2 separate regions of the Mus musculus genome follow, and region 2 is linked to region 1. Evidence: chromatin loops called from intact Hi-C (ENCODE). Cell type or tissue: heart. All regions are shown on one strand. Links, peaks and the distances in the headings refer to the core of each region. The heading gives the core; the rest is flanking DNA.

What was found. A loop is a pair of places that touch in the nucleus more often than their neighbours do. Peaks named below come from ENCODE experiments on the same cell type or tissue, not always from the same donor. Only the 100,000 strongest peaks of a DNase experiment are listed, where the experiment ranks them.
Region 2: a loop joins it to region 1, with 2.5 times the contacts of the local background. A loop is called at or near these places in 3 of 42 quality-filtered maps.

What each region holds. Positions count from the first base shown.
Region 1 is chr12:32,286,059-32,298,919 of GRCm38, forward strand. No RefSeq gene overlaps it. Among named protein-coding and RNA genes, the nearest start is that of Gm33308, 46 kb to the left of the region's middle. In heart, for the core only: a CTCF peak has its summit at 6,176; DNase peaks (open chromatin) are centred at 6,213 and 7,023; H3K4me3 peaks cover 802 bases; H3K27ac peaks cover 1,242 bases.
Region 2 is chr12:32,630,774-32,643,634 of GRCm38, forward strand. No RefSeq gene overlaps it. Among named protein-coding and RNA genes, the nearest start is that of Gm33380, 56 kb to the left of the region's middle. In heart, for the core only: a CTCF peak has its summit at 6,855 (motif pointing right); no DNase peak of the experiment used is centred there.

The DNA of each region.
Region 1 (12,861 bases), core at 1,934-9,933:
CCACCATCTTTTAGCTCTTAGCATCTTTTCTCCCCTGTTCCACTTACATCCCTAAGCTTTGAGTGGGCTGGGCACTCTTAAGTCTCTATTCTATGAACATTGGCCAGAGGTGGTCTCCATGAATTGCCATCACTGCAAGAAACTCTTCTGGTGAGAGCTGAGAGATGCTCTGGTCTATGGGGAGAGCAGTAAGTCAGTAGGAATCAGTTTATTGTTATGTCTATTTAGAAGAAAAAGAGTAGTAGGTTTCCCTCTCTTAAGCTGCAGGTTCATGGCTTCATTAAAAAGGTCAGGTATGGGTTCCATCTGCTAGAGCTGGCTTTATATTCAATAAAAAGTGACAGGTTACTCTGGTGACACTGTTGCACCAGTGGGCATGTCGTTCCAGGCCCTTATCAGAGCTCTGAGCATTTATAGCTGGGTAGGATTGATTATTGCTTTTCTCTTTAGTAGAGTGCATAACACCTTCTAAGGACCATGAATAGCTTTGTTAATTTTTTTAAAGGGGGAAGCATAGATGAATTGAAAAACATCTATCTATCTATCTATCTATCTATCTATCTATCTATCTATCATCTATCTATCTATCTATCTATCATCTATCTATCTATCTGCGAGGATATTAGAAACTTTTTTTTTTGTTTAGATACATTTTATGTCAAGTATGAATATTTTTACATATAAATGTGTTTTTTCCCCTAATTACTATTTTGGGTTTTAGTAAATTCATTATCACTGAATGATGGGAGAGGCCAAGATGTTTTTGCAGTTTAGAAATAGAATTCTATAGAACAGCTGTGTTTCCTTGATAGGAACAGTAGATCATTTGTGGGCTGGGCTGGGCTGGCAAAAAACAACCAAGTTCTGAATTAGTAAAGCTTATATTTCTCCTGCTGAGCAGAGAGACAGCTTGTTAGGATGGTTCTCAAGGGTGGCGCGTCGGGTGATGGAGGGTGGGGGGTTGAGGGGGGGGGTGGGGGTGGGGGGGCACGTCACAGCAAGGGTTTCTTAGGAGCTGGTGCTCAGGCTGGGTGTAGTGGCCCTGTTTAAGGATACAGTGGTGGAGAGGGATGAGAAGGACACATTTTAGGATTGCAATTCATCCTGTGCATGAACCTAGACCCCAAAAGACAAACATCACATATTCTTTCTTATTTGTAGCTATTATCTCCAAATATTCAGATGTGAATGTACACCATGAAGTCACACAGAAACCTGGTAAGTAAAAAGAGAGTATGTGTTGGGGAGAAAGAGCTCTAGAGAGGGCGATGGTGTGGTATAGGAGAACTTGGGGAAACTAGGGGCTCTTTAACTGCGGAGAGCTTAAGGAGAAGAAGAATAAATGACACTACCGATGTTTTAAAGAGCCATAGAAAAACACATTAATTTATGATTATTTAAATCAAATATATATTTTATATTATTATATTAAAATATATTGTATTATATTAATGTATGCAATATTTATGATATCTATATATCAATATATAATGATGATATGTTACTTGGGATTAATAATGCTTCCTTCAAGACAATCTAATAAAATCCTCCAGTGCTAAGTATGGGAAATCTTTCAAGTTGTTGATCAGGGGGATCCAAGACTCTCACAACAATATAGGCGATTGCTGCTGATTCTGATAGCCTATCAGAGGTAAGGTAAGACCCTATTGCTGAAGACACCATCCTCCCCAGACACAGGACTTGGAGAAGTAAGCTGGAATTGGCCTGAAAGTCTCCCTGAGGACTGGCTCTCATAATATCTAAAGGTGCTACACAAGCTGCCAAAGGAGATAAGCAGTGAAGGGTCCTTTCCAGCTATAAAGCCTGTGTTTCGCAATAGCAAGGTATGCTCAGCACAGCAAGGTATCCCTGAGAGTGCAATCGTGGCACTTACATATTCTGAATAATCAATAGCTATCCTACTAGACTGAGGGTCCACTTAATAGCAAGACAAACATACTAACAGGGTAGAAATTAATACAGATGAGACTAGGAGAACAGAGCGTAGAACTCAGTCAATCACAGTTGGTTCTTTGAAAACTAAATGGGATTGACAACTCTCTAACCAACAAAAGGGAAAGGGGGCTGAGTTAATAAATTAGAAGTGACCAAGAGAAGGAAAGGTACTGGAGCCTCCAGTGAGACCTAACCGTTAAAGAAAACTCCAATTTCATGGCCCCAAAGACTGAAAGATGGAAAAGAAGTTGATAAATCCTAGATGCATGCAACCTACAAAACTGAAATCTAGAGCATGTAAACAAGAATTAGAGCAGAAATGAAGTGCTGCCACACAAAGAAAAGTTAGGAATGGAAGAACCCAGTGCCAGCTTCTACCAAAGCCTAAAAGGGTTAACACGAATGCTTTCTGACCTAAGGAAAAATTTTAGCCGCCCTCCCCCCCCCCCCGCATGTCTTAGTTAGGGTTTTACTGCTGTGAACAGACACCATGACCAAGGCATCTCTTTTTTTTTCATTTTTTTATTAGATATTTTCTTCATTTACATTGCAAATGCTATCCTGAAAGTCCCCTATACCCTCTCCCTGCCCAGCTTCCCAACCCACCCACTCCCACTTCCTGGCCCTGGCATTCTCCTGTACTGGGGCATATGATCTTTGCAAGCCAAGGGCCTCTCCTTCCATTGCTGGCTGACTAGGCTATCTTCTGCTATATATGCAGCTAGAGACACGAGCTCTGGGGGTACTGGTTAGTTCATATTGTTGATCCACCTATAGGGTTGCAGACCCCTTTAGCTCCTTGGGTACTTTCTCTAGCTCCTTCATTAGGGGTCCTGTGTTCCATCTAATAGATGGCTGTGAGCATCCACTTCTGTATTTGCCAGGCACTGGCATAGCCTCACAAGAGGTAGCTATACAAGGGTCCTGTCAGCATAATCTTGCTGGCATATGCAATAGTATCTGGGTTTGGTGGTTGTATATGGGATGGATCCCCAGGTGGGACAGTCTCTGGATGGTCCAAGGCATCTCTTATAAAAACAACATTTAATTGGGGCTGGCTTACAGGTTCAGAGGTTCAGTCCGTTGTCATCAAGGTGGGGCATGGCAGTGTCTAGGCAGATGGTGGGATGGGAAGAACTGGGAGTTCTATATCTTCATCTGATGACTGCTATGAGAAGACTGACTTCCAGGCAGCTAGGAGGAGGGTATTAAAGCCTAAGCCCACAGTGACATACCTACTCCAACAAGGCCACACCTCCAAATAGTGCCACTCCCTGGGTCAAGCATATACAAACCATCACACACCACATAACATTTTAATTAATTCTCTGGGAGTTTCATATCATATACCCCAATCACAATACCTTTCCAGTCCTTCCATGTCTGCCCTCTATTATCTCCCCCACCAAAGAAGTAAAAAAGAAAAAAAAAACAAAACAAACAAACAAAAAAATACAACAAAAACCAAGTCCACTTTGTGTTATCTATATACTCACTGGAACACGGTCAAATCCTTAGTGGCGTGCACCTTAAATAGAACTGAGTCCTTTCCTCACCTGCACCCTGGCCAGAAGCCATCAATTATGGAGGGCTACATTTCAGCATCCCATCACACTTTTTAAGAGTTCTCTTCAGTGCCTTCCTGTCTAGGCTGTTACTGTTTGGGGGGTGGGGTGGAGGTTGGGGTGGGTGTAGGGGTTGTCATAGAAGATTGTATGTCCTCCCTCTCCACTGTGGGTATGCAGTCATCCATCTAACAGCAAAAGTAGCTTCCTTGCTCTTCACAGTCAATGGGAACAAAGATCATGGGCTTCTACACAGTTTCCAGTGACGTCATAGACCATGAACAAGGTCCTTGTTGCAGTAGGACCCCAGACCCAAACAAGACCCTTGCAGGCTGCCCCAACTGCCTGTGGACATATCACCTTAGGTGGCTGTGCAGGCTACTCAGACCAGTATGTACTCCTTCCCTGCTTCCCCCCCCCCCCCCCACGCTGGGGACAGCATGACCCAAGGAGATCAACATGGCTCCGGGTAGTAGACCACAAACCACAGACCTCTGCCTGGCCTTTGATGGTAAATTAGACCATGAACATCAACACACACCTTGGTGGCAATAGGACCTTTGTCCCAGATGTGGCCCTCAATGGCAGCAAGGACCCAGCATGGGTGGTTGCAGGCCTGGCTGGCTTATCAGACTGTTGGCTCTTCTGCCTGCACATCAGCCCCAGGTGGGGGGGGGTGTTCAATTTTTTTTTCCTGATGAATACTGATGCAAAAGTTTTCAATTAAATTATTCCTAACTTGACCTGGCTTGGAGGCACAAACCTTTAATCACAGCAGCTGGGAGAGAGAGACAGGCATATCTGTGAGCTTGAGGCCAGCCTACTTTACAGAGTGAGTTCTGGACTACACAGAGAGACCGTGTGTGTGTGTGTGTGTGTGTGTGTGTGTGTGTGTGTGTGTGTGTGTGTGAGCGTGCATGCTCTCTCGTGCACATGTACACACACACACACACACACACACACACAGAGCTATTGAAAACTGAATTCAAGAACACACCAAGGAGATTATGCACTGTGACTTAGTTGTTTTTACCCTGAGATGCAGAATGGTTCAACATACATAGCCCAAAACTTATAATGCAAGATATAAATAGACTTGAGGTAAAAACAGAATCACATGGTCATTTCTATCAATGCTAGTCAGACCCTTGGCAACACTCAACATCACTTTGTGATAAAATCCCAGAACAAGCTAGGAATAGAAAGAACATAGTTAAACACAACAGAGGTTGTATATGACCAACCCATAGTTAATCTTATAATAAATGAGGAAAAGCTCAGAGCACTTTTCTTATAGTCTGGGTGGAGTGAAGGATACACACTCCTTCCATCCTTATTGCATACAGTACACAATGGTTTAACCAGAGGAATAAGACAAGAGAATTATGTTTGCTATAACTATTCGTCTACAAGACTCTGTGTGAATAGAAGTCCTTACTACCCTTGAAGCATACACCCAGGACTAAAATTGCTGGGTCACAGAATGGCTCTGTCTATCTTACATGGATTTTGAATATGACAGGGAAACTGGTTACCTGGAGAATAATGAACAGGGTGATTGAATACAGTGGACAAAACGCTGTAACCATGGGTCTCCTAAATTCTACAGTGCACACCGCTGAGTAAGGAGTCAGGAGTGATTAATCCATAGACTGGTGAAATATTCCCTCACAGAAATACCAGTTTATCAGGTTCACATTGCTAGGGTGTGGTGTAACCTAGACCTGCTAGAGATGATGCAATATTTGAATTTCAGCAACCCCCCCCCCCAAAAAAAAACCAAAAACAAAAAACGGATGGAAATTCCCCACATGAAAATGAAGCAGGGCTGGTGAGGTGGCTCCCTTGACAAAGCATTTGCTTCAGGACATGATGACCTGAGTTCGATCCCCAGTACCCACAAGGTGGAGGGAGCCAATCTGCTCCTGCAATTGTCGTTTGATCACAAGGACAGCACAACACCCAGTGAATAACAGATAAGTGGAAAGCAAAATGAAGGAAGTAAAAAGCAGCTGTTTAGTGGTAGTAGTTTGATGTCCATTGCAGTGGACTATGAGTTCTTTACTAACTCAAAAACTTCTATATAGCTAGAAGAAACGAACAAACAAAAACAAAACAAAGAAAGAAAGAAAAAGGAGACAAGGTTAAATCACTAAGTGCCCACAGAAGCCAGAGAAATGATGAATGAGTTAACAAATCAGGCCTCTCTGGGTGCCCTGCTTCAAAGAACCTTGGCGAATGTGGTAGTCTCCAGAATATGTCACTTAAATCCAGACTTCGTAAAAACACAAAATGACAACCACGGAAAATGTACTGACATTTAAACCAAGCCCTGGGCGACGATGGGTAAGCTCCTGTAATAAAGAAAAGAGAAAAGAGACCGAGAAAGAAAGGGCGAGGGAAATCGGCTACAGGAAAAAACCCCAGACTTTCAAGCTGATAAACTTGAAGAGCAGGGAGTGTGATCTAAGGCGCCTCGTTTTAAAATACCTCAAAATTACCACAAGGTGGCGCTCTCGGGAATTTGACGCTCCAGACAATCCTGCTTCCCTGAAGTCCCGCTTTGTAGAAGGGTGGGCTGAAGGAGATGAGCCAGGCAAGGCTGCTGTGCCCTCTTCAAGGCCTGGGGTAGCTCTTTGACTTCCAAGCCTAATCTTACTCTCAGCGCGAGATCCATTAAAAACAGATCTTGGTGAGGCAGTCTGAGTCGGTGCTGCTGACCCCTACAGGCCACACTTGGAGTAGCAAAGGCTTAAACAACTGGAGAAATGAAGACTCGAATCTATCATGTTTAGAAAATTGTTTACAGAACAGCCTCTGTTCTGACCAATGGGATGATTCCATTACTAAGGTATAATGTTTGGGTTGTGACTTCAAAATACACGAGTATCTTCTACGTATTTCTGGATAGAATATCGACACAGGGATTAGTTCTTTTGGTTCGCCTAAAAGAGGACATTAACCTTGGAATGACTAAGCAAAACCACGAAAGCAACTTCCTCTCCTTCTCTCTCTCTCCCTCCCTGCCTCCCTTCCATCTTTTCCTCCTCACTCTCTCTCTGTTCCTCTCTTCCTTCTTAACAGAGTCTCACTAGGCTGCCCAGTCTGACCCCAAACCCAAGATTCTCACGCCTCACCCTTCTGAGGGGTTTGTTTGTTAATAGAGAAACCTAAAGCTGCAACCTTTTAAAACTCCTGCTATCCAGAGCCCAGCAAATGGAAGCGAGTCTCCTCTGCCAAAGCCAGGCTGCTAATTTATTAAGTCCAGTTAGAGGGACAGAATTCACGTGACTTAGGAAGCTGAGCGGCTTGTGGAAATGTTGACAGTGTGCCGAGGACCAGACACTAGGTGGAGCTTTCAGAAATGACTCTTGAAACCACAGTACAAAATGGTGTCACTGGGCAGCTGCTGTGTTGGCCATGTCCTGGTGAGGACGTCACTCTGAGCAGGAAGTTGTCAGGATTGCTGTGTGCTCCACAGGTCTGCCCCTGCTGCAGTGTGTACCAGGAAAACCAGGCCCTGTGGACTCATAACAGTCAAAATAGCAGTGACTGGCACTGAGACCTCTGCCCATCTAGTGGCAGAGAGGGCCAGTTCCAGAGGTGCCTGCCAGCTAAGGCTTGTACTGATGCATCGGGTTGGCTACATCTAAGTCTAACTTAAAACCAAATCTAGGTCCAGTACCTGGGAGATGGAGGCAGGGGGATGGATGAGGATCCAAGATCACACTTGGCTATGTGGGAAGTTTGAGACCAGCCTGGGCTACCAGAGACCCTATGTGAAAAAAAAAAACATCTAAATAATATATCTACTGTGGAATATGGAAAACGTAGTTTTCAGCTTTCTGGACTCAAAGGCTCAAGAAAATACTGTAAGCAAGGGAAGTCTGGAACCCTCTGCCCTCAAACTTCACCAGAATCCAGAGAAAATAGAGAAGAGCAATAATGAAATTGTGGAGCTTTGAATAAGAAGGGGCCCATAGGCTCATATTTGGATGCTTAGGGAATGGCACTAGGAGGCGTGGCCTTGTTGGAGGAAGTGTGTTATGGAAGTTGGAGTGGGGTTGGGGAGGTTCAGGGGTGGGGATAGGTGGGTAGTGGGTGAGTAGTGGGTGATTGGTATTTCAAATACTCAAGCCAGGCCCAGTGGCTCTCTCTGTTCCTGTTGTCTGCTGTTCCAGATCTCAGCTACCTCTCCAGCACCACATCTGTCTGCATGCTGCCAAGTTTCCTTCCATGGTGATAATTGGACTAAACCTCTGAACATAAGGCATTGCCAATCAAATGCTTCCCTTTATAAGAGTTGCTGTGGTCGTGGTGTCTCTTCACAGCAATAGAAACCCTAACCAAGACAACTATTTCTGACAGTTCAGTATGTGCAAATCAGCATGTTAACACAACGGGATAGAAAGGGCCTTTCAGTAACTAACAGCCTGGGAACTGGCTTATCATTTTGGAAATGTTTAGAGAACATACCAGGTGAATTCTGCATAGATCAATACTGTAAATGTGAACTGCACAAGCATAAAATATGTACTGCGTATATGGTATAGGTATTTCTAAGATTACTTGAGAATTTGGGTGGAAATTTTGGAATGGTTTATGAGACAGTTTCATACTCTAGTACAGGCTGGTCTGGAACTTTCTGTGGAGGCCAGGATGGTCTCTAACTTCTAATTTCAATACCTCGTTTTCAAAAATGGCTAGAATCTATAGATAGAAAATCAGTAAGAAACAGTGAACTTGAACATAAATGTAGACAAATTGATGATGGCCACATAGCAGACATTACACCCTAAGAGAATAGAGTGCCCATGTTCTCCAAGTACACAGACCATTTTCCAGGACAGATCACAGATCAGGTCTCAGAATAAGTCTCAAAAATGTAGGAAGACTGAAGTTACACCAGGAATCTTTCCTGACCACAGAGGACAAACTAAAACCCATTAATAGAAGCAACACCACAAAATCCTCACTTGCGAATGCATTTGGGAGACAATGCAGGGACTATTTGTCTTCTTCCCTGTACAACTCTTAATCTTAATGACCATTAAACACTATAAATCAAGTTATTTAGGATATAAGATATTTGAAGGCAGAATCGGAAGTAATTTTGTATTCTCCGTGTCTCACAAGCAGCAGCTGGTAGGATCCAGTAACTGTCTGGGGAACAAAAGAATCGTTCTTATTGTTAAATCCCACCATCCTGTGTAAGACCTCTAAAGTTCATTTTATCCATTTCAAAAATTCTACCATTATCCCAAACTCAGAACTAATGTCTAGGGGGCCTGGTAGCCCATTTAAATCTCTAAGCCTATTTAGAATTGATCCTTTGGTAAGTTGGAGAATTCCTTTAAGGGCATTTAAAGTTTTAGGTTTTTTTTTTTTTTTTTTTTTTTTTTTTTTTTTTTTTTTAGTAATTTTTAGTTATATTTTTAAAAGCCACAGGATTCAAAGTTTGCCATCGTAACAACGTTGGAATGGTTTGTTGGAACTCAGTATTTTCATATTCTTGTGTGATAGATTTCAAGAATCTTTTGCTTTAGAAAACTGAACCTTGATTATACTTGATTAAAAATAAAACACATTTTCTCCATTTCTTTCCTCCATGCTGCCCTGACTACCATTATTCTACATCCTGAGTATCTGACTACTTTAAAGACTTCACATGAGCAGAATCAGATGGTATGTATCATATCTTGGCTGGCAAAAATCACTATCGCAGAATCCTCAAGCTTGTCCAGTTTTGCCCTATTTAAAGGCTGTATAATATTCTCTTATGTGGATGCTCTGTTCTTTGCTCCTCTGTCTGTAGATAGACATCTCTTCAGGCTGCTTTCACCTCTGGCTACCATGAATGACGCTACCCTGTGCGTCGTATATCTAGATATCCCTTTGAGATCTTGTTTTCAACAGTTTGCAAAGAAAAGGAATAATTTTTAAAAAACAAACCCTCTGCAAATCAAATAGATTTCAGCCAACGGCCGTTAGCTGTCAATTTGCAGCCCAAATTATTCCTTTGTAGTTTATTTCTATAGTAGAAGATAGTAGGAAAGCCACAGTAGGAGTGACAAGGAAGAGAGAGCTCCAAACCAAGTCTGATGAGGTGAGGTAACAAAGCAAATTATCTATGGGTATTTTACTCAAGGCAAAATCAACAGCATCAAGAATAATGGATTGAGGGATGGGCTCAGTTATAAAATCACTTGCTGCTCTTGCAGAGAACCCACTGTTCAGTTCCCAGCACCCAGGTCAGATGGCTCATCAGTGCTGCAACTGTTGCTCAAGGGGCCTCTTCTGGCTTCCACAGGTACCTGTGCATGCACACACACACAGACACAGTCCTAGACATGTAAACAAAAGTGAAAGTGACACCTTTGTAAAGAAAAGAATAAATTATAGAAGACTGGTGATTGGAGGCTTCTGAATTTGAGCTGGCAGTGATCCCAGTGATGAGAGAAAGGATAAAGATGTTAAACAAAAGTGGGATTAAATGTCTTGAATAAGATTATAGCCACTCATATCCTCAAGATAAAGGATTGTTTAAATTAGGTGAAAGTGCAGAAGACAGGCATCAAACCCCCAAAGAGGGACACAGAGGAAGTGATAGAGTTCACAGAAGTGGGAGGTACAGGACGGGATGGTCAGATAAGGACAGTTCTCATGGTCGGAAGGTAACGATCTGTATTTGGGTAAGGGTAACTTGCTTTCTGGAGCCATGTGCTCTGAAAGGAACCTTCCTCTGGCAAAGCAAAGCCCTGGCTAAGCGAACCCAACCTTGTTTTGCCAAGAAACCAACTTTCCTATGGGGTAAAAACTCATCACTCTGCCTTGCTGGTGTCAATAGGTGGGAACAGGGGTCCTGAGACAGAACACGGAGTTGCCTGAGCCTGGCATGCAAACACCGATAGCAGACACTGAGCGCAGTACTATGTACACGTATGTACCCAGGTTAAGATGGGCTTGACACACAGTTCAGACCGTGAGATGCATGAAACCACACATACGTGAGACAGCATGGAAGAGTTGTCAGTCACTAAGGAAGCTGTCATGGGGATCAAGGGAGGTTCCTTCAGGTGTGGATATGCCTTGAGAGTTCAGGGAGAGGAGATTTGCGGGCCGTGGGTGTGGGGGAAAGAGGGGAGTGGGAGAGAACCTGCATCCCGCCAGAGTTCTGGTGCTCTAGGCGAGCGGACACGGGAAGACTGCACATGCTTTCCACGTGGCCCTGGATGGGCATCTGGCTATGTTAAGCCACTGACCCCACACAGTGGGTGGTGGACAAGGGGCAGCCTCAGGTACCAGGTTCTCAGCCCCTGGCATCCCACGCAGGAGCTGAGAACATAATAAGGGCTCTGGGGCGGCACTTGGTCTGGGGATGAAGTGATGAGAGGGTAGGGGGAGAGGGGGTGCTGGATGTTCCTGCGCGGTTGAGAGTCCTTGGTCAATTCCGTGGCTGGAGCACAGGATGGCTTTCTTGCTCGTTAGGAGAAAGCCTATCTCATCGTTCAAGCATGGTGGACCTTGATGATCAGAGACAGTCTATGGTTCTAGAGCTTTATTGTAGAAAGGCAGGGAGAAAGGAGAGAAGGTAGAAAGAGAGAGGCCAGCCATGGGACGTGGAGAGAGGGGGGGAGGGAGAGAGAGAAGGAGGGCTAGAAGGTAAGAAAGGTGAGGGCTTAAAGAGAGCAAGGAGGGGCCAAGCAGCCCCTCTTATAGTGGGCTGGTCTATCAGGTAACTGTGGGGAGGAGCATACCTGGCTATAGTCAGGTAACTGTGGGGGTGGAATCTAGCCAGAATGCTAGAAGCTTGGGACATTGTCTGTGTGACTGAGTCACAGAATTATGGACAGGCACCTGATTCTGGGAACGTGGCTCGCCTTTCCGTCTCTTGTAGATTTCTCTATTGGGTCATCAGAAGCCCCATTCAACCAAAATAGGCTGCCTATCACAGTCTCACAGAGATTCAGTCAGGAGGTTTGGGTGAGAGTTCCCTCATGTTGACCAAGGCTTGCATCACGAGAGTCAAAGGAGGGCGTGTCCGAACTTTCTTATTCATAGCTCTGATGTGAGCCTGATGGGAGAGGGAGTGGTGGGGTATGACCACTCTGATCAGCTAGACAATGGAGTCAGAGTCTAGCTCTGCTGTGGAGCAGACTCTCCACTCTTGTGGAGTTTTAGAGGTTCAGTTCATTATGGCAAGAAGCAAAGCAGCATGCAGGCAGACATGGTGCCGGAGGAGCTGAGAGTTCTACATTTTGATCCACAGGCAGCAGAGTCTATCACAGAGTGCTAGAACGCATCAATGGACTGGTCTAGCAGGAGAACTGAGAGTCTAGGGTCTTACAGAGCACACCGCTTCCTTTTCTTTGAAGAAATCAGCACCCAGGGACTTTTGAGGTGAAGACTCCCCAGTCTTGTGAAATGTTGGAGAATTTCTCATTTCGTATGTGTCTTAGGGTTTTATTGCTGTGAAGAGACACCATGACCAAGGCAACTCTTATAAAAAAAAAAACCATTTAATTGGGACTGGCTTATAGTTTTAGAGGTTTAGTCCATTATCATTATGGTGCAAAGCAAGGCCGCATGCAGGCAGACGTGGTGCTGGAGGAGATGAGAGTTCTACATTTTGATTCACAGGCAGCAGAAGGGGACTGTCTTCCTTAGGCAGCCAGGAGGAGGCTCTGACTCCACACTGGGCAGAGTCTGAGCATACGAGATCTCAAAGTCTGCCTACACAGTGGCACACTTCTTCTAACAAAGGCACACCTACTCCAATAAGGCCACATCTCCTAACAGTGCCACTTAACTATGCTTAAGCACTGAAATACATGAATGTCTTTCATGTATAGAGGCCTCAACTATTCAAAGCACCACAGCATGTTTGGCATTTATATTGTTTCCCATTAGGAATACCAAAACGTTTTTTTACACAACAAAAAGGCTGATAATCTCATAAGCTAGGGCAATGAGCACATTTGTGTTGGATGTGCCTGCTTGCTATACACTAGGTATTTTAAAATTATTTTTATTTACATGTATGCTTATATTTCTATGTAGGTGAATTTCACAGAGGCCAGAAGAGGTCATCAGAGATGGAATTACAGGGGCTTGTGAGCCAGAGTGGAACTGGGGTCCTCTTCAAGAACAGCAAGTGTTCTTAACCTCTAGGCCATCTCTCTGGCCACACAGTGGCTACTTTTTAATGCTTATTGACCCTGTACCTAGATGGGAAGCTGGAAACACTTATTTCCTTGACTTTTCAGACTATATTTGTTATGTACACTTTGGATTAAGCCTGGGGAACAGAAGACATTCTTCTCATGGTTAATTATTTTTC
Region 2 (12,861 bases), core at 2,431-10,430, 350 kb after region 1:
GAGAATTTCAGTTGAGAAAGTGTGTCCACCAGCTTGGCCAGTGGGCAGTCTATGGGTTTTGTTGGCGTTGTTTGTTTTTGTTTTGTTTTGTTTAGTGATTAAGGGCCCAGCCCACTGTGAGAGACTCTGAGCGGTATAAGGAAGCAGTAAAAGAACCATGGAGAGCAAGGCAGAAAGCCGCATTCCTCTATGGTCTCTGCTGGAGTTCCAGCCTCCAGGTCCTGGCCTGAGTTACTGCTTCTGTTTTCCCTCAGTGGTGGACTGCGATTGGGATTTGCGTGCCAAATAAACCCTTCCTCCCCAGGTTGCTTTTGGTCATAGCATTTAACACAACAGGAAGCAAAGTAAGACATAGCCTCCATCCTCATATCTTCCCTTTAGCTCTTGCCCATATCTGTAGTTGCCTTTTGTCCCTGAGAATACAGAGTGTCCAAGTGGCTTTTCTTTCACTGTGGGCTCATTTTATTATCTGTGTGCTTTTTGAGTCTGGGGCTATTGATAGAGTCCCTTCCCCTTATCATTGGTCATATTTATAGCTTCTTTGTATTACTAATTTGTTTTTAAATTGAATGTCAGATTGTGAATTTTATGTTATTGAGTGTCAGATTTAATTTATATCTAGAGTATCTGGGACATGTTGAAATGCTTAGAATCAGTTGAAGCCATTACATCTGGGCTAGTTCAGCAGTGTACTCTGTGTAGACTACTACTCTGTACATTGTGAGTTCTTTCTATTATGGCTGTTATAGGTTTATCTCAACTCTGAGACCTCAGGACAGTTCTATCTCATCTTTACTTGTGGCTTCTCCCACAAACTTTGGGCAGTCTCCTCATATAAATCCATCGGTCAGCACAGAGTCCCAGACTCAAGACAGTTTCTCTACAGGCATAGCTCCTTATCTTCACACATCCTCCCTAAGGTTCTACCAGATACTGTTGGCTTCTCAAATCCATCTGTCTTTCCACTCAGCAAGGTGACAGGGGAGGAGAGGTCCTGCAAGACGCATGCAGAGCTTTGACTGTCTCACTTGAACCTCTGTTTCAGACTCAAAGGCACCTGATGGGCTACTAGGCCTATGGCTGATGGTACAAACCTCTCACCTCAAAGGAGAAAAGAGATAACTTATTCTGGAGTCAAGTATGAATGACCAGGATAAGAACACAGAGGTTGTTTGTTTGTTTGTTTGTTTGTTTTTCAGATTACCCCAAATTCCAAGTTCCAAGGTGGTAATGGTTTGGTGAAGTATTTAATGATGATACAACAGAAGTCATAAATTGAAGTTCTTTTCAAACACAGTGATGGAAATGCTAGGTAGGTAGGTTACAGCACAGCAGAGGACATTCAGCTATGGGCCTCAGATGGTGTCTGACAACCTTAGCCATCCAGCTGATTGGAGATTGGGGTCTGACTAGGAAGGATTAAAAGGGATTTACCTGGGAGTCATAAATGTGTTAGGTCATATGCAGAGGTGGGTGATGAATGGCTATGAATAAATGGCTAAAGATGTCCCAAGACTACTTGGCTATTGATGTGCAACATTCCAACCTCTCCACATCATTAAAATTCTAATCAACCTTTCAGAGGTTCAACAGAAGTTGAGTTTCTTTCCAGGAACTTTTCTTCACATGGGTCATTCTAGTTAAAATATTCTTTGGGGGTGGGGGTGGACCACAGCAATGCTGCTAGGAAGTGGAAAGAAACAATGTAAGTAGGAAATATAATGGCCAATTATTTAGAAATCTCATAGTGGCCTGGATTTTTAAGCTTTGTGTCCTAGCATGAAGATCCGCTGGAGGCTTATTGAGTGTATTGAAAAAACGAAATTTGAGTAGAAGTATTGGTCTGGCCTTGGAGGGAGTCGAAGCTGTAGGATGAGTCCAAGTGGCTGTAACAATCCAGGGATGAAGAGATAAGGGCAGGAGACTGAGTGATGAATAGACTGAGGAGTAGATATGGGGATGGTTTGAGAAGAGCATGTGACACCAGTTAGATGCCAAAGACCATTTGATCAGATTCATTGCAATCGGACCTCCAAGTGTGTCTATTTTGCCAACAGTTGGCAATGTGGGCCAGCTTTAATCGAAGATGGAAGCGAGGCTGTACTTGTTAGATTTTAAAGGGCTGATAAGGCCATTTAATTTAATCTACCCTTCTCAGAACTGCGTGCACAGAAAGCAATTTTTCAGCTTCTAGTGTTTTTCTTTCTGCTCATGGGGTTGGGTAAAAAGTCAACCTTCTGTTCTTTCCTTGTGTTTTTGTTTAACATACTCAGGGAACATTTGGTGCCTGCAGAACCTAAAGCATTTGCAAGAGCTGGGAAAAGATCACAAATTAGCTTCAAATAAGGACAAATGCCCACTCAGCATGGAGAGGCCCTCTTGAATCCTGTGGCTCCCTGGTTGTCTTTTTGTCCATGGTTTCAGCTTGGCGGGATGCCTGGGGGTCAAGAGGGACTTTCAGGAAGCTCTATTCACTTTTGTTTTCAGCTCAACAGCACACAAGCTAATTTTGAAGAAAGAAAGAAAACGATCCAGAAGGGTTATGGTGAGACAGCACTGAGAGGAAATGGCAATAGAATTATTAGGGACAAAAGAAGAAAACAAAGGACGGTATAAATTGGCATGATTAAATACAAAAAGCACCAAACTCCAGTAAACACCACACAGCCTTAGCAGGTCTCTTACTTCTACAGAGAACAGGCTTCTCTGCTCCCTTGCTCTGACTTGAATCTTACGCTGTTTCAGTAGCTTAAGAAAAGGGTGCTGCCATATCCAGGGATCATCCCATAATTGCATACACTAGCAAGATTTTGCTGAAAGGACCCTGATATAGCTGTCTCTTGTGAGACTATGCCAGGGTCTAGCAAACACAGAAGTGGATGCTCACAGTCAGCTACTGGATGGAGCACAGGGCTCCCAATGGAGGAGCTACAGAAAGTAACCAAGGAGCTAAAGGAATCTGCAACCCTATAGGTGGAACAACAATATGAACTAACCAGTACCCTGGAGCTCTTGACTCTAGCTGCATATGTATCAAAAGATGGCCTACTTGGCCATCACTGGAAAGAGAGGCCCATTGGACTTGCAAACTTTATATGCCCCAGTACAGGGGAACGCCAGGGCCAAAAGTGGGAGTGGGTGGGTAGGGGAGTGGGGGGAGGGTATGGGGGACTTTTGAGATAGCATTGGGAATGTAAATGAGTAAAATACCTAATTAAAAAAAGAAAAGAAAAGAAAAGAAAAGAAGAGAAAAGGGTACTTCTTTATTTAGATTCACAATGGCTTTCAACCCATATGACAGTTCTGACTAATGGGCAGACTGTCTGGCCTGGATACAGAAATATACAGAGATAGTTTAAGGCCCAGTTTGGATGCAGCAGACAAAATGGTGAAAGCAGAGTGGAGTCTACTGTGGCTATGGGGCAATCTCACCTCACCTTGACTGCAATCCCACATTTCTGTTGCATCCAATGGTCTTCAAGCAAAGCACCCTCCTGCTTCCAGTTCTTCCTACCCTCCTTCATAACTTACATCTTTTGGGGAGATTTTGGGGAGGGATTCTGTTAGCCAGGGCCATGCCTTTTTAAAAGCTTCCCTGCTGATTTGCTTTCCTAAGTTCTTACTCTCCCCACCCTTCTAGCAGACTCTTCTTACAGGCCCGAAGCAGACAGATTCCTCTCTCCCGGCTGCCCATGAATCAGACAGGTAGTCTGCAAGCACCAATCCTGTGACATAGAACCTCTCACTTCCCCTAAAATATATAAGGAGGGACCCTAGCTCTGCCATGTGGGCATTACCATCTCTCCAACAAAATGCTAACTCCCAAAAGATAACTGACCTTAGTGTTGCCCTTGAACCCTAAACCCAAACACTTGTAGACTTAGGTGATTGATTCATTAGGAGATTGTGTATATTCTACAATAAACTTTACTTCTCAGTCATGACCATCTGAACTCCTTAAGGAATGGTGATGTTTTCCCCTCCTCCAGCTGGGTGATAATGATTCTGATTGGGTCTCAGAGCCAGGATGATCTCAGAGTTGGGGTCAAAGTTGAAGTAGCACTAGGCTTCTGGAAAGGGAGAGGCAACTGAACAACCAGGATGTTTAGGCTTTAGAAAATGTTCCAGAATGCCCCAAAAGGAAGACACAGAAAATCCCATGTTCTCTTAGATTCTGTGACCTCAGCTCTCTGCATGATGACACTGATAGCAAACAAGTCCAGTGTGGTGAGATACATCAGGCAGACCCTCAGCTGCTGAACAAGGAGCCAGGTCCTGCTCTTGAAGGAAGGTGCAGTGAAGTTGGGTTAGGTGTGCTTAGCTCGGTTCCGTTTCCAGGAGAAAGAGAAAGGAAATGCAGAAAGTGAAAGCCAGAAGCATACTGGAAAGAGAAAGGTTGTAACCCCGTGAGAACAGGCAGGGGTTCGTGCTTAGTTATTCCTTGAGGGTGGCAGAATTAGTTCCATTTCCCCTTGCTGGGGAGAACTGAGCTGCTAACACAGCTTGTGCCTGGAGGAAGTAGATCACCTGTCTTTCACAGGGCTAAAAGGGCAAGCTAACAGCTGCATCTCATCTTACCTTAGGAGGCAATGCAGCCTTTCTGAGTGCTCAGACAGACAGAGGAAGTGTGTTTCCTGCATAAACAGTTCTCAGCTCTAGGTAGAGTGAATAACGTTGTAAGGCAAATGGTAAGTGCTGTGCCCATCCCAAGCTTAAGGTTTACTCTGAACTCCCTCCTGGCTTTGCACCCTCTGATCACTTTCATTTCTGATTATTCATGTTACCTACACTGCTGGCATGACCCAGGACTGTTATAGTATGAGAATGCCCCTCTAAGTTCATGCATTTGAACAGCTGGTCTTTAGCTGGTGACATGGTTTTGGGGGGTACAGAACTGTCAGGAAGTGGAGATTCATCACTTCCTAACACCACTGGGAAATACATCACTGGGGGGGGGGGGTGAGTTTTGAGGGTTTGTAGCCTCACTGACTTCCCATCCTATCTCTCTTTCTGTGTGTGGATAAAATGTGACCTCTCTGCTTCTTGCCCCTGCTCCCATGCTTTCCCCATCAATATAGACTCTAACCTCATGGAACTACAATCCAAAATAAGCCCTGTTTTCCCCTAACTTGCTTTCATCAGTTTATTATAGTCACTGTTAATTTCCATATCATTTGTATAATACAGACATCCTTTGGTAGCCTCAGAGAATTAGTTTCCCTCCACCACATACAGAGATGTGCAAATTCTCAAGTATCAAGCACCTTATATATAATGATGTATTAGTAATATTTTTCTATCACTTAGATGTATATGCTCATATACTTTAATTCATCCAGATTATTAATAATACCTGATACAAGAAAAATGCTATGTGAATGGTTTTATGGGTTTTTAAAGGGGAATAATATCAAGAAAACCTAAGCCATGTTCAACAGATGCAATTCTCATACCCCAAGTGTGGACCTCATAAACATGAAAGGACAGCTGTGGTGACTATGCTCCTGATTCTGCACATATCAACTGGATGCTGTTTTGTGTGAAAGAATAGATTAAAATGAAGCCCAGGGTTTAGAATTGGCATGCTGTTAACTGCAGAGGCAGCTAGGTGGACTCAATTACCTTGGCCTTTCCTCCCACCTCTCCCATCCTTTCAGACATTGTGAAAAAGAGTACAAACAAAAATAACAAGTAATCATAAAACCTGAAAGAGAAGGAAGCCAGAATTCCAAATTAGTAAGAAAAGTAAAAGAAGCCTGCAGTGTTTCAAAGGCCCTGCATTTCTTTTGAATGTTAAAAGGCAACTGAGGTTTGTTGCTAACCTCAGCCAAGTATGGCCTGCTGTAATAAATAGCTGCCCATTCAGAAAGAAGCTTACAGACCACTTTATTCATATATATATATATATATATATATATATAGAGAGAGAGAGAGAGAGAGAGAGAGAGAGAGAGAGAAATTAAAAATATGGCTGTCTGGGAGGAGAACACAGAGTATTCTGTGTAACAGTATTTAAGAATAATAGGCCTGGACCAAGAAAACAAGAAGATTGGCTATAAAGAAAATAAAGAACTCATGGGCATTTGTGGAGTCAGATTAGAATAAAGATATCAAAGTAGAAATTTCAGAAACATACTAGTCCCTAGGTGACTTAACTGGCCTTTTATTTTTAAATGATCTATTTATTTTTATTTTGTATGTGTATTTATTTATTGTTTTGCCTGGATGTGTGTGTGTGTGTGTGTGTATATATATATATATATATATATATACACATATATATATAGTGTGTGTGTGTGTGTGTGTGTGTGTGTGTGTGTGTGCTTGGTGTCCACGGAGGCAGAAGAGAGTGTCAGATTTCCTGGAATGGAGTTATAGATGACTGTGACCTGCCATGTGGATGCTAAGAGGCATATGTGGACATACGTCATTCATTTCACTTTACAGAGTGATTATTTGATGCCTAATTGTTATCTGTTTGCAAAGTTGTCTTATGATTCTATACAGTATTTTGGATGCTAATGATAATCTTACCTGATTATTTAACTTTTAGGTCAATTAAACTTTCCATTAAAATTTGAAGACACTATCCAAGCTATCGCTTTGTAGGATGAAAAGCACACAGAATTCTAAGTGCCTGTGACTCTGTTCTTCCTTTTGCCCTGTGAATTCCTATCCCACAGCGTCGTTGGTGAGCAGGGAAGAAGGGGTTACATAGTAGCGGGGTATCTCTGCTCTCCTTTGATCTTTTTCACAGCCAGCGCTATGCTATGGCAGGGTTTGTGTTCTCGGAAAGGAATATTGACTTCTTAGTCCTTCCTCTCAGTTTAAAATTGAAATTCCTCATTAGGCCACAAGGTGGCAGATTAATAGCAGGGAAAAATTCAAGCACAAAAGCGGTAAAGAAACTTTTTCAACAGAAGAGAAATTGTGAACAAAGAAGGTCTTGTCTCCCCTCCGCTTGTGTGGTCCCTTCCATGATCAAAAGTTCCATTTGCTAAACAAACACATCCCTTTAAAAAATATCATCCCTTTGAAGCCAGGGAGAAGAGACTCCTCTACAGACTTGTTAGTAGTGTTTCTAAGCACACAACTTCCTTGAATCTCATTTGAGGATAGCCTGTGTACACCCACTAGAATGTCAAGCTTTCATCCTGTCAATCAATTGAACAATTGCCACGGAAGACTTCTTCTTCATGACCATATGCACTATCACAGTTGAGCCATGGCCTGTCTTGGTAAACTAACTTTCTTTGGGATTTCTGAGACAACTTCAGCTACTCCACACTGACTCCTGGGTATCTAGCCTCATCCCTCTCTATTCCCCACTGCTGCCACTGTCACTTCTTTGGATATCAGAACTGACCATGACTTCCTACTGAAAAGTCCACACCATTAGCCATGGGATGAAATATAAAGTCCAAAATGTGGCACACAGGGAACTTTCTAACCTGTCTCATAACCTGTACACATACAGACATACACTTACTAATTCAATATCACTGGCATTACTGCTGTGTCAAATATACCTCTTTCCTCATCTCGCTGGGTTTTATTCCATCCTTCCCTCTAGCTGGACTGCTCTTCCTCATCTGTGTCTGGCAAGTATCCAGTCCATGCAATGCCTTGTTCAACATTCTCATGCGAACAGTACCCTGCCTGCCTGACCCTCATGTTCTTGCACGGAATCCATCCTCTTATTGTACACATATCTGTCTTTCACACTAAATGTAAGCTCTTTCATAAAATAGTCAAGGACTGGGGTAAGTGTTGGGAAGAATGCTATTTTCCAAGTAGATGCTTAGAAAACACTATGGAAGGACTGCAGCATCTTATCTGGCAGACAGATAGACACCCATAGGCTCCAAAGACTTAAGTGGAAAAAATGGCATCAGGTGGAGACACCATTGGTGGTATTGATCCCTTCTTCATGAAAGACCTGGAGCCAGGAGGATTGGAATGGCTCCTGGCAACCCTGTACTCCTTGCAACTAGGAATGGTATAGATCCGTTCTCTTCCCAAACATCAATCCCCTTCCCACAAATTACACAATTTTTCCCTGTACCTCTGCTCGCCAAGACACAGTAGATTCCTGTATCTCCAATTTTAGTGAGGTAGGACTCTTTTCCCTTGGGGGTACAGAGCAGCTATCATTGTTAGCACTTGAGCTAATTGTAGAAATATTCTGTGACGTCTGAAGACAAAATTTGAAAAATTATACTGAACGATGCTAATATATCATTTAAAACTGGCGCATTTCTCCTGGGTTCCCTTGGTACTTTCTTTGTTGATTATCAGTGGAGATATATTAATTTCATGCTCACCACTACAATTTAAGATCAGAAATGGAACATCTAACAATCTTTAGATGTAGTAAGTAGACTTAGGATCTGTTTGTGAATTATCTACCTCCTTATCTTTTTCTTTTTGTGCTTCACTTTAACAAAATAAATCTTAAGAATAATGTATTGATTGGAGGTTTCTATTTTCTGGGATAATAAAACATGGCCAAAAGTGTTATGGGGAGTCCATCAAAAATGACCACTCAGAAACAATGTATGGCCTATTGAAAGTCTTCATTTCAGTTAGCAAGGCTATACTCAGTTATTCAGGATCTAAGTGTAGTGCCTAGTGTCCTGCACACAGGGTTTTTGAAGAGAAAACCTATGCCCTGGCATCATGAAGCTAAAATAAGCAGTAGGTAGAAGGAGTAGTTCTGAGCAAGCAAGCAGGTCAGCAGAAGCAGAGATAAGTTTACTGCGTATTTTGATGTTGAATTCCTAGAATAGAGTTGGGTAATTTTTTCATGGGATTCTCCATCCATGAGATCAACATCTAGTTAAGCATGAAATGGCCTCAGCAAGAATACAAGATGAAGGAACCGCTGCATGTGCCTGCTGCCTTACATTCCCCACTCGTTCTGTGGGCCTGAGTCAAGTTGTTTACTTATCATGTACTAGGAAGGCATAGTTGGTCCTAGGGACCAATAATTTAGTTGGTCATGCAATTGAGGATACAGAGTCCTACTAATAGCCTGACTAGGATAAGACTCATGATCCAGCTAATCCTGACAGAGAGGTGGTCTGCCATGGGGACCAGGTAAACAGGGTATCTGATCCGTCTTTCCTTTCTCTCCTTTCTGTGCAGTTTAGCTGACCATGGCAAGGTTTTTCTCTAGTTAACACTGATTGGTTGGCATGGGAACAGCATTGTACATCGGGATTAGTAAACTCTGGTCAGAGGTTGGGAAAGATGGGAGGTATTCTCCCAGACATAATTTCAAAAGGAGCAATCCCCTTCTTACAATAACACTGGACCCTGAGCAGGAGAGAGCAGAGAAGGAGCTTGGCCCAGTCTTCATCAGTTTCCAGAACCAATTTGGTCAGAATCTCCTTAAGAGTTCTATTCATTCTTTCTACCTCCCCTGAGCTCTATGGCCTATATGCACGATGTAATTTCCAATTGATATTTTATAACTGTCAGATTTTGAGAGTTTGGCTATGAAGGTCAAGCCATTTCCAGACCCCAAAGCTAGTAACACTCAAAATGTAGGTATTATTTCCTGAAGAACTTTCTTGGTATCTATTAGGGAAGCCTCCATCTACAAACACCAGCAAATATTTGGGCCTGATTTCAGTAAAGTACAACTCCCGTGTTCTCCAGACCAGTTTTCTCAAGCCTGAATCTCTCCTGGGACCTTCCTCCCTGCTTTGGGATTTTCCTGAACACAAGTGACATGTCTAAAGGTGGTGTCTTTATTCAGGATTTTCTAATTTGGAACATAATACCCGGGTCTAAGGAGTTTAACAGTTTCTGTGGTCACTAAGTGGGTGGCTTGGTAAAGATCCAAAGCCAGTTACCTTCCCAGACTCACGGGAAGGATGGGTCTGTTGTCCAGCAGTAGCCAATATCCCTATTTATACTGTCTTGCCAGTTCTTGTTTCTCTGAGTCAATCTTACCCAGGCTATATTCCAGGTAACTGGTAAGCTGGGCTCTGACAGGGCTACCAAGCCTTGGTGAGGCACCACTGGTTCTCAGGTTACTTCCAGGCAGTCAAATCAGCTGCTTTGTTGCTACTGGCTTCTGGGGAATCCCCTTTTATGAGTCCTCTGCAGTGGACACTGTTTTGGGTAACCAGATATCTCTTAATAGGTCTAAGGCTTCTTCTCAGATTTTCATCTCTTTTCCTGCTAAGATCAGCAACGTGTAAACCCATGGACATCACGAGTTTTGCAGTATCAGTTCGTGTGTATGGTCATAGTCTTGTCCTTCCCTCAGCAGAGTGCTCCAGTCAAAGCTAAAAGCTCAGCTTGTTGATTTGAGGTTTGTCTGCTTAAAGGTCATGCCCAGATAGTTTTATCTTGGGTCACCACTGCAGCCTCTGCATACCAGATCCTGTCTTGGATAAAACTGCTCCTATCTGTGAACAATACCTCATCTGGTGTTACCAATGAATGTCAGTAAGGTCAAACCTGGTGACTGGATCTGGTCACTCACCTTAAGACTGTCATGCAGAGGACCCTTAGAGTTATTCTCTAGCAGGAGACTAGCAGGATTGAGGGCTGTCATCTGTGGAAACAAATGTGTGGTTGAACCAGAGGAGGTCTTGATATTGGGTCTCTGGAAGTTAGACATCCATCTCTCAGGTACTCCCCTCCAGAGGGACTCAGTATAGTGTGGGGCTGTCAGGAAAAGTTTATACCCTACAATTAATTTGTCAGATTAATTTCCCAGTATAACAGTGACAGTTATGCACCACTGGGCTGTACCATGTCAAGTCTCTTTCTTGGGCAGATATGCCATCAGTCTTTCCCAGGCTCCTAGGGTATGCATGAGAATCCTTTAGATAATGCCTCTTGCATTATCCACATACAAATGAGATAGCCTAGGGGTGGGGTATAGGGGTGAGAGGTGGTGGGGGTGGGGTAGGGAAAGCACTTGGGCAGACAGGAGGGCCCTTTTCTCAGTTTCAGTCCATTCCAAAGACTGTGTACTCCTGGCATAGAGGGCACCAGCCATCTCTGCAAACACCACCATCCATAGCAGCAGTATCCAATGACCACCAGGAGTTCCCACACTTATGTTTTTGATGTCAGTGTAGGGGTTTGTAGAATGGTTGAAACATGGTCATAGAAAAGTGTTTTCATTTCTCTAGATTTAGCCTAGGCATGTGACCTGAGGGATGTACAAATGAGCCTTCAGCTGAGACTCTGTACCCTAGGGGTTAAGAGTCCTCTAAAAGGCCTTCTGTTGTCTGTCCACATTTCTCTTTAGTGGTCAAAGAGCTATGAGGAAGTCACATACCCAGGGAGCAAGGTGTTTGTGAATATTTTGGCCTAAATTCTAGCAAATCTGCACTCGGGGCCCCATCCGATGATGCTGGAAAGCCCATGAACCCCCTTTCCTGGTCTGTGTCCTCCATTTCCTCTCCTGTCTCAAGAACAGTGACCACTGCACAGGAAATGTCTTTTCTTGTCTGTCTTCAGCTGAATCTTGGTATTTTTAAACTTTTGGTGCAATATCCAAAGGTCAAGACTTACTTATCCCTTCAAGTTCTCTCATTTCTAGAGCCTTCTCCTGTGCCTGGAGGAGGCTGTTTGACAAAGGCAATATTAGTGGCTGACTGGTTCTCAGGAGCATCTAGGACTATGGGGTCAATACCCAGTATTTCGCATGGAGCCTTTCCAGGAACTGAACAAGTAATTAATCGGGTCCTTGAATAACCCAAGTTATCAGGCTGCTCCTTTTAATCCTTCCAATAATATTTGTTGAAAATAAATGGGCCACTGTCTTCTTACCTTAAAACAGTTTACAGTAGGCTGGTAAGAGCCTGCAGCTGGAGGGTTCAGGGTCTTCCAATTATGCAAGTCTACTCTTCCCCAGCGTATGACTTTGAGAATTACTTCCTCTTTCCACAGGCTCAACAAGCTACTCAGAGCAGGTCAAGGAGGGAACAGAGAGTCAACTGCTTCCTCTTCCTGCTGTTGGCTGAGATGATAGGTGAAAGTTTTTAATTTCTCTAGGTGAGTTGATTAAGCCTAAAAGATTTCCCAATAAAAGGGTACAAGTCTTTTTTTTTAATTAGGTATTTTCTTCATTTACATTTACAGTGCTATCCCAAAAGTTCCCCATACACTCCCACCCCACCCCCACTCCCCTACCCAGCCACTCCCACTTCTTGGCCCTGGTGTTCCCCTGTACTGAGGCATATAAAGTTTGTATGACCAAGGGGGCCTCTCATTCCACTGATGGCCGACTAGGCCATCTTCTAATACATATGCAGCTAGAGACACTAGCGCTGGGGGGTACTGAATAGTTCATATTGTTGTTCCACCTATAGGGTTGCAGATCCCTTTAGCTCCTTGGTTACTTTCTCTAGCTCCTCCATTGGGGGCCCTGTGATCCATCCAATAGCTGACTGTGAGCATCCACTTCTGTGTTTGCTAGGCCCCAGCATAGTCTCACAAGAGACAGCTATATCAGGGTCCTTTCAGCAAAATCTTGCTAGTGTATGCAATGGTTTCAGCATTTGGAGGCTAATTATGGGATGGATCCCCTGGTATCGCAGTCTCTAGATGGTCCATCCTTTCTTCTCAGCTCCAAACTTTGTCTCTGTAACTCCTTCCATGGGTGTTTTGTTCCCAATTCTAAGAAAGGGTAAAGTGTCCACACTTTGGTCGTCATTCTTCTTGAGTTTCATGTGTTTTATAAATTGTATCTTATATCTTGGGTATTCTAAGTTTCTGGGCTAATATCCACTTATCAGTGAGTACATATCATGTGAGTTCTTTTGTGATTAGGTTACCTCATTCAGAATGATGCCCTCTAGGTTCATCCATTTGCCTAGGAATTTCATAAAT